2 separate regions of the Mus musculus genome follow, and region 1 is linked to region 2. The links are chromatin loops, found by intact Hi-C in ENCODE. Cell type or tissue: left cerebral cortex. All regions are shown on one strand.

Evidence for each region. A loop is a pair of places that touch in the nucleus more often than their neighbours do. Peaks named below come from ENCODE experiments on the same cell type or tissue, not always from the same donor. Only the 100,000 strongest peaks of a DNase experiment are listed, where the experiment ranks them.
Region 1: it touches region 2 in a loop (7-fold over the local background); 15 of 42 quality-filtered maps call a loop at or near these places.

What each region holds. Positions count from the first base shown.
Region 1 is chr4:97,749,158-97,753,157 of GRCm38, forward strand. Gm38709 (a long non-coding RNA gene) reads right to left here. Exons shown (of 5, transcript XR_003955232.1): 5 at 1,490-4,000. It also overlaps a transcript of Nfia not described here. Among named protein-coding and RNA genes, the nearest start is that of Gm38709, 26 kb to the right of the region's middle. In left cerebral cortex, CTCF peaks have their summits at 1,988 (motif pointing right) and 2,187; DNase peaks (open chromatin) are centred at 2,011, 2,771 and 2,967; H3K4me3 peaks cover 1,413 bases; H3K27ac peaks cover 1,449 bases.
Region 2 is chr4:97,035,600-97,039,599 of GRCm38, forward strand. No RefSeq gene overlaps it. Among named protein-coding and RNA genes, the nearest start is that of Gm27521, 120 kb to the left of the region's middle. In left cerebral cortex, a CTCF peak has its summit at 2,236 (motif pointing right); a DNase peak (open chromatin) is centred at 2,250.

The sequences.
Region 1 (4,000 bases), 710 kb after region 2:
ATTCTCTCAGCTTTGAGGCCTTTTCGCAAGTTCGGTTATTCTACCAGTGTAAAGGAGGTGCTGTGGGTAGGAATGGTGGTTTGGGTTTTACGCTTTGATGGATGAGAAGGGGAACTCATGCACAATTTTCCACAATGGTAACCCCAAAATGCTGAAAGTAGTATAATTTGCTTCTCTATGTAATCCAAACCTTTCATTATGAAATGCCACTACAAAAAAAGAAAGAAAGAGAGAGAGAGAGAGAGAGAGAGAGAGAGAAAGAGAGAGAGAGGAAGAAGAAAGAAATGTCACTACTATTACATGGATACAAAGAAATGACATATTTGATATATGGGGGAAAGTGCAGTGTCGGCCTTGAGCTATATAGCTCGATGATAGAGCACTTGCCCAGCATGCATGAAGCCCCAGGGTTGAGCTAGGGGCAAACTCAATGTATATATTCTCATAATAAGGGCAACAGAGCCCAACTGCTGTGGTTTAGATGCCAGGACATCAATTGCTATATTAAACTAAACTTTTCCTTGGGCTGTTTGATGAGATTTGGCTGTGTGGGCCGTGAGGTAAGCATAGACTAATTATATTGATAGAAGTATAAGTCAGTCTGTCTCTGGCTTTTCCTACTGCCTCTGTGCCCTGCTCTTTCATCCACTGTCAAGATTTTCTAAGGAAACACTGCAATCATCACCACTTCTTGGGCTGCAAGAGCGAGCCTCTGTCACCCCTTCAGCATGGCACAACCACTAAGGAGCCAAGTCCCCTGCCTGACTTGGATTGAGAACTTTTACAAGTGTCCCAACACAGGTGCCAGTTGAAGTCACTTTCATGTTGTCAGAGGAGGGTTCTCTGCGGGCCTGCTCTGCTGATTCTTAAAATGACTCCCTTGAAAAATAGGCAGGGAAGCCAATAGCCAGCCTGGAAGCAACTTTCCCTGTGGCTTTTGCTTCAGTTCCTATCTTCAGGTTCTCACCCTGCCTTCCCTTACTGATGCACATAACCTAGAATTGTAAAATGAAACAAACCCTTGCCTCTCCAGCTCCCACAAAAGTGACTCCCTTGACCTCCCTGGCCCTCCAATCCCCTTGGGAACTCACAGTTCTTCTTTTCAGAGGTGCTATGAAAGACAAAACCTGTCCTCCTATGTAAAACACCTAATCTGATTTCGAAGAACTTAATACTACTACATATCAAAAGCAGGTTCAGAAACAGACTTGAGTCTGCTGAAGTTGTAGTTATAGCTTTCACCTCTGGATTGTATGTCTTCATCTTTACAGTGGGAATAATGTATATCATATATGGTTCTGACGTTCATGTGGTAATTAACAATTTATAAAGTAAAATGATAATTAAGTAGTCACAGCCATCCACTAATATGTCTCTTTTGTCTATGAGGAGATTAGCCAGTGCTCAAATCAGCTATTGGGGCCACTTGGCTGCCTTTCTCGCCTCTTCCTCCTAGAGACCTAATCTTTCATGGAACAGGAAACACATATGCAGTGTCTTTAAAGTTTTATTTCTCGGAAGATTTTTCCCCCTTTTAGAAATAGGTGGGAGCTCTTAACATGGGCAGTTTCTCACCTACTTTATCTCATTAATTTAGAAAAAAAAAAAACTCTCACGGTTATAGTTCTGAAGGGGAAGAAAAAGGAGAGTGAGTGACGGAGCAACTTGTCCAAGGTCACACAAATACTCTTCCTAATGAAATTGACTGCTGCTCTCCTTGGCTGAAACGTGGGGGAGATACTGGGTTCAAAATCCAGCCAAAACCATTAGAGCGCGAACAAGTCCAATCAGAGCTAGTACTGTTCTGTTTCCCAACTTCTTCACGCCCCCAACGCAAATTTTCGGTATGGTCTAGTCTGCTGTTGCCTGCCAACAGACCTGTTGGTCTGGATTGATTACAGAGATGAGATGGCTGTGCCCAAAATCCTGCCTTGCTTAGGAAAGGATCTCCAGCCTTCTCACCAACGTGCTAGTTGGAACTCGACTGTAGGTGGCGCCCTGCTTCGCTTAGGGGAACTTGAAGGATGAGGACCCGGGTCACCAGCTGCCTTCTCTTAAAGGAAAAAAGTCTTTTTCGCCCGGGACTTCTCTCCCGCTCCCCTGGTGTGGGCGGAGCGGAGCGGTTGCGGTTAAGCAGCACTTCTCAAGAAGTAGAGCCTAGTGACCGACCTCTGAGCGCTTCCTGCCCAGCGTGGCGCTCCTGAGCCGTGCTTGAACCCCAATCCTCCCGCGGCCCAGGCCGTCCTCACCCTTCTACCCCTTCCCCTAAAGTCAGTAATGAGATTAAAGGGCTGAGGACAGTGTGGTTCCTAGTGTGACCCTGTGATTGAGAGGAGGGGGAGAGTCAACTTTACAAAGCTCTAAAAGGCCAAACCTCAAAAGACTTGCAAGAGAAAGCAGCAGGGTGCACCTGCATGGCCTGTTTAGGAACAAGGACCGCCTCCTCAGGACCCGGTATCGGCGCCCTGTGCGGTCTCTTCGTGCTCTTTCTTCCCTCTGGCTCCGGCCTGACCCTGAGCTTTTTCGTTGCAAAGTTGGGTTCCCATATTCGAACCCCATCTTGCACACGTTGGGGTGTACGCGATGGAGCTGGGTGTTGGGGAGTGATCACACCACAGCTGATCTGGGAGCACTTCGGGAGGCGAAGCGGAGCAGGGAAGGAAAGAGTGGAGTCAGTCCTACAGTGGCTGAGCGCTGAGTGACCGGGTCATCGGGATGTCCCGTGGGGTGGGAGGACGCGTAGGGCGGCGTCAACCTCCGGCCTGGGTTGTTCTGCTGTGGCCACAGGCGGACTTGTCCTGTGCGCGGGTCCCCTCTTGAAGATCGACCGAAGTCCTTCCTACGGCAGCTGTGGAGGGAACTCTGGGGGAATGATTTGCTCCGACTGCACTTTGAGAAGAAGACTTTTTCTCTTAAGAGCTTCTGAAGTTGAACGGTGTGGTTAGGGGGAGTCGTGGGCGTCCTCTGCTCGTTACCAGCGGCCTGGGACAGGCCGGAGAATTGTTAAGTGGGTTAGCGAGGCTGGGAGGAGGAAAAGTGAAAGCGGAACTGGATAAGGGAGGAAAGCGTACAGCTACTGAAAAGAGTGTTGGAAAAAACACACTGCAAAAAGCTTATTCTTTTACTCAGTCTTTCTTTGATCGGAAAAAAGTAAAACATACCTGACTTGGATTTTTTCCCCCTACCAATTAGAACCTGTTACACTTTCCCAAGTCCATAAAAGAACTGCAGAGATAAATTTAAATAAACAATGGCAATGGGGTATGTACAGTTGTGACACTTGGTTGCAACACCATTTAGTGACAGCTTTTATCTTGAGAAAAATAGGGATGTAACTATTAATCTCTTGTGCTGCTGCAGGAGATGGGGTCCCTAAGAAGGGAATAAGCCAAATAGAAAGTGCAGTTATGGAAACAGAAAATTGAGATCCATTTTAACACTCTGGTCTTGGGATTCTAGCACTGCACTCTACCCTAGCATTAACTTAGCAGGAATATCACCCGGCCTAGTCTCTGTGTGATTCTTAAGACAAAACAAAGGGCACGCAGTGTTTTCCCTTTAAGGAGCTACAAACAATTGCTGCACGCAGTAACTCCAATAGAAGTGGTCTTCATACTCTCTGGGAGGCAGGAACTGGATTTGGCCTCTTTCTAAGGTGCAGGTGTGTGATTTTTTTCCCCCCAGAGCTGGTGGGTATAAGAGACAGAAACCACAAAGGCAGTGTGTCCTGGTGCCCTGCCCGAGCATTTAAGCAGAGAATGGTGGACATATTGAGGTTGTGCTTCCAATGCTGGCAAAGCTGAGGGATGGATGGATCCTGTCTTCTACAAACCTACACACTTTGCACTCAGCCCCCTTCCTCGGTAAACTGGATGAAAAGCACTTTTATCCCTGAAGGCATAAATGGAGACTTCACTCTCTCTTCCAGGGTCGAAACCTCTGCCAAGGGTTAAATGACAAGCTTGTAGCCCACACTTCGTGAATATAACTTACCCAGAAC
Region 2 (4,000 bases):
TTAGATAGAGCCATAGAAATCCATTCTAAAACAATACAATGTTAAACAATCTTGATTAAATAATGTGGCATAGTTACCCCCCTTATTATATATTCTTTATATTTGAAAACCAAGGAAAAATAAAGAAAGGAAGGAAGGAAGGAAGGAAGGAAGGAAGGAAGGAAGGAAGGAAAAGAAAGAAAGAAAGAAAGAAAGAAAGAAAGAAAGAAAGAAAGAAAGAAAATAAGGAAGGAAGGAAGGAAAAAGGAAGGAATGAAGGAAGAAAGGAAGAAAGAAAGAGAGAGAGAGAGAGAAAGAAAGAAAGAAAGAAAGAAAGAAAGAAAGAAAGAAAGAAAGAAAGAAAGAAAGAGAGAAAGAAAGAAAGAAAAATACATCTTCAGGTCCCCACTCTCACATTACTGTGAGCCCTAGCCACAGATAGCACACAAAGTAAAAATCCTCTGTTTTGGCTTCTTTTTTACTGCCTGAAGCTCTTGACACCTATCCATCACTGGCTCTGGCCACTCAGCTTTGATCCATGTGGTCATAAGCTTCTTGGATTCCTTGCTCCTTCAGTCTCATGGTCATACCATATTTTGCATAGGTGGGTATTCAATAATCATTTGGCTAACTGTATTGAAAGGAATGGAGTTTAATGAATAATATTTATATAATTTATATGGGAAAGGGATTTAAACAAAACAAAATAAGGGTATTACCCAGAATACCCAGTCACTTATGGTCTACAATGGTAGTAAGAAGGTAACATTGAAGTTCTTATCTGGGAAAAACTAATGGGCTAAGAAGAATAAAGACATATACATGATGTGCATGCATCATGTACACATAAATATATATGAATAAGATGGATTGCTTGATGAATACAGTTGCACTGAGTCAATTGTATAAGCGCTTTTGCATACGAAAAAAGTAAAATAGTAGGAACAGACTTTCAGTAAAACAAATATGTGTTAGTCCACAGCATATAATTGTTCCATCATGTAATCCAGGCATACTTAATCTGGTTCTTACAAAGTTCTCACATGCTCTCCAACAATAGGGTTTTTTTTTTTCTAGCACAATGAGAAACATGTGATGATCTCACTGTTTTCTGTCTATGATCTCCACATCTCCACCCTGAGCTCCATGCAGCCCAGGCTTTTTTCCTCAGCTGGCAGGCACAAACCCCAGATGCCAGGCTGTAGAGGATATGTATTTGCTGCATCTGGTTTCTTAGCAGATTCGACAAGCCTCTGTGCTGGCAGCTGAAGAAATGCCTTTGGGCTGATCACATGGTGAAAACTCCCAACTGGCTGGAACAATCAGCAACTGTGATTCAGCTGGACACTGGACGGTTGATTTTGCCCATCCTCTGATGTCTTGGATAAGTGATTAGTGGCTTTTGTCTTGAAAAGTATGCTCCCAAATGACAGTCCAGACCAAGAACTAGCCTGTACTCTCACCTCTTATAATCTTATAAGTTGTACACAACTGAATTTTGTTTCCTTCATCAATGAGAATTTTCCCAGAAACATGGACTACAGAATGTCTTTCACATAGGATGCCTGTCACAGCAGCACTTTACATTTGGAAGGAAAATTAAGTCAGTTAGTAAAGCTCCCTAAATTTTCTGATGAAAAAAAAAAAAAGCAGGCTTTGAAAAGGGAGAGGATTTTGATCAGATACATAGAAAGCAGAACAAAGCAAAGCCCACTGGCACGAATGCTGCAAATGAGCACATATAGAATGAAAGATGAAGAGCAGAAAAAAATTGCACCTGAGGATGAAAAACCACAGCCAAGTGGTTTTGTGTATTCTCTGTATCAGGAGAGGCACCCTGTGGACAAGAAGACAAGTAAAACAAATATCCTGTGCAAGTTACACTAATGGGGGCCACCTATTCTCAAGGCCTGAACTCTTACAATATAAAATTCTGTAATTCCACTCAGAATTTATTAATATGTGACAGTTTAAATAAGATAATCCATTCTGTATGCAACAAGATTATGGATTTTAGAAACAAATGTTGAGAGCTTGTCATATTAACACATACCGTGCTTTATAAGGAGTGGTTATCATAACTTAGAAGGTGAAATTGCCAATAAAGCAGGAGTGTAAGAGCAGGGTCACAGAGTGAGTTTTCTGACTGTGTTCCTGGTGGGAATCATGTAATCAGCCAGGGAGGATGTCCTGACACACATAAGTGCATCCACAGCTGCCACAATTGTACCAATTCCCTCAGCTGCAGTGAACAGCCATTTCCAGCAGGGGACATCCACAGCTCAGACAAGAGAATCTTGTCCAGCCCAGAAATGATGAATGGAGATGATCCAGCACTTAGATATGAGCCAAAAACCAGCCAGGACGACACTCATCCCATAGAAACCAAAGTTCTGGAAAGAAGACCTTCCAGAACTCTTGAACTGTGAGCAGCTACGAATGCCAGTAAATCTGAGTTTCTCTTACTTTATTTACAAGCTGAGGCTGGACAAAGACATTGAACCTTGCTAAAGGAGTGGGAATGGGGGTATGACACATTCTCTTGAGCCTGTGACAGATCAAGGTAACCAGGTGCCAGAGACTCACAGTTATGGCACAGCCATGCTGGCAAGACTGTGTGGCTTGGAATTTTCTTTGGCTGCTATCTGGATCCCAGGCTTTGTTTATTATCTGCTCAGGAGCCAGAAAGAAGATGGCTACACATTAGATTTGTCCTTATGACAGTAGTAGGCTACCACATATCTAATAACCATCTCTGGGGGGGGGTGTACATGTGGTTACATAACTAGATTTATATTTTACTCTGATATGTAGATTCAATTTACCCACCCTGTGAAGTAGGCAAGTTTATGGTATAATTCTCACACTTCAGTCATTTTTGCTAAATTCTTGTCATTCTGACCAACTTAGTGCTGCAACTCAAGCCTAATGTGACATAATCAGTGTATGTGTTTGCTTCCTATCGGGATCAGCAAAGAACATTGCAATGAGGATGGCAGTGTTAGGAATGTTTGAAGGTGTTTTTATTTATATTATCAAGGAATGATAAAGTAAATCAATAGAAATGTACACTCAAACTTCCTTTATTAATTCCATGGGACAGATCATTGCTGAAGCCTTCTACAGTCTTTGAATACTGAAAATATTCATAAATATATGAAATTTTTGATGATGTATCCTGTATATAGTTTAATCTTTGATGACACCATGTAGTCTTATCAAATATCTAATTCAAATGCAAAAAGTGAATCAATTTCTTACTTACAGTTTCTGTCAGGCTCAAAAGTATAAATACTTCCTCTAGGGAAGGCTTCATAAAAGAAGGTCAGGGCACTGAAAACAGAGTAGGAAAGAGATACAACTTACCAAACGATTCTATAATGTTTCTAGCATATTTTAAACATAATCCTCCAGGAGTATAATAATAAACATGATAACAAAAATAATTAAGAACTGGTGAATTCTCAATGATCAATGTTTTATTAAAATATAGGGATTTCTCTCTATCCTATATAATCATTTAAAAGTGTATAGAAGCCTGCACAATATCCAGCATGATAAACACAATTACAATGCAAGGAGAAGTCCAATGGTCAGATAGAAATTTTTAAAAAGGGTTGGGAGCCTCCAACCTCAGAGAGTTACTGAGGAAAATACTACATGAAAGCTACTGTGCTTTACATGGAATCAGCCATACACCTCTCCCTATAGCCTGAACGTATGCTTCACTACATCGCAGGGCAGTCTCGAACAGAGGAGAGGCTGAGGCTGAAAGAAGCAAAGGGACTCATTCAAGTTCAGTCAGCTGATCTGGGCTAAGAAGATTGCCTGGCTTTAAACACTGCAACAAATAAGGCAACCACCACTCAAGAGTGTTGCATGGGAGGGGGCAGCAGAATTTATAAATATAGGTGATGCACAAGGATGCCTGTGAAGGAAAGTGATGGCTGGACCTGAGAATTTGAACAAATGCATTGCTTTTATGATTTACTTCATTAATGATTGTGGATCTTTGGACACT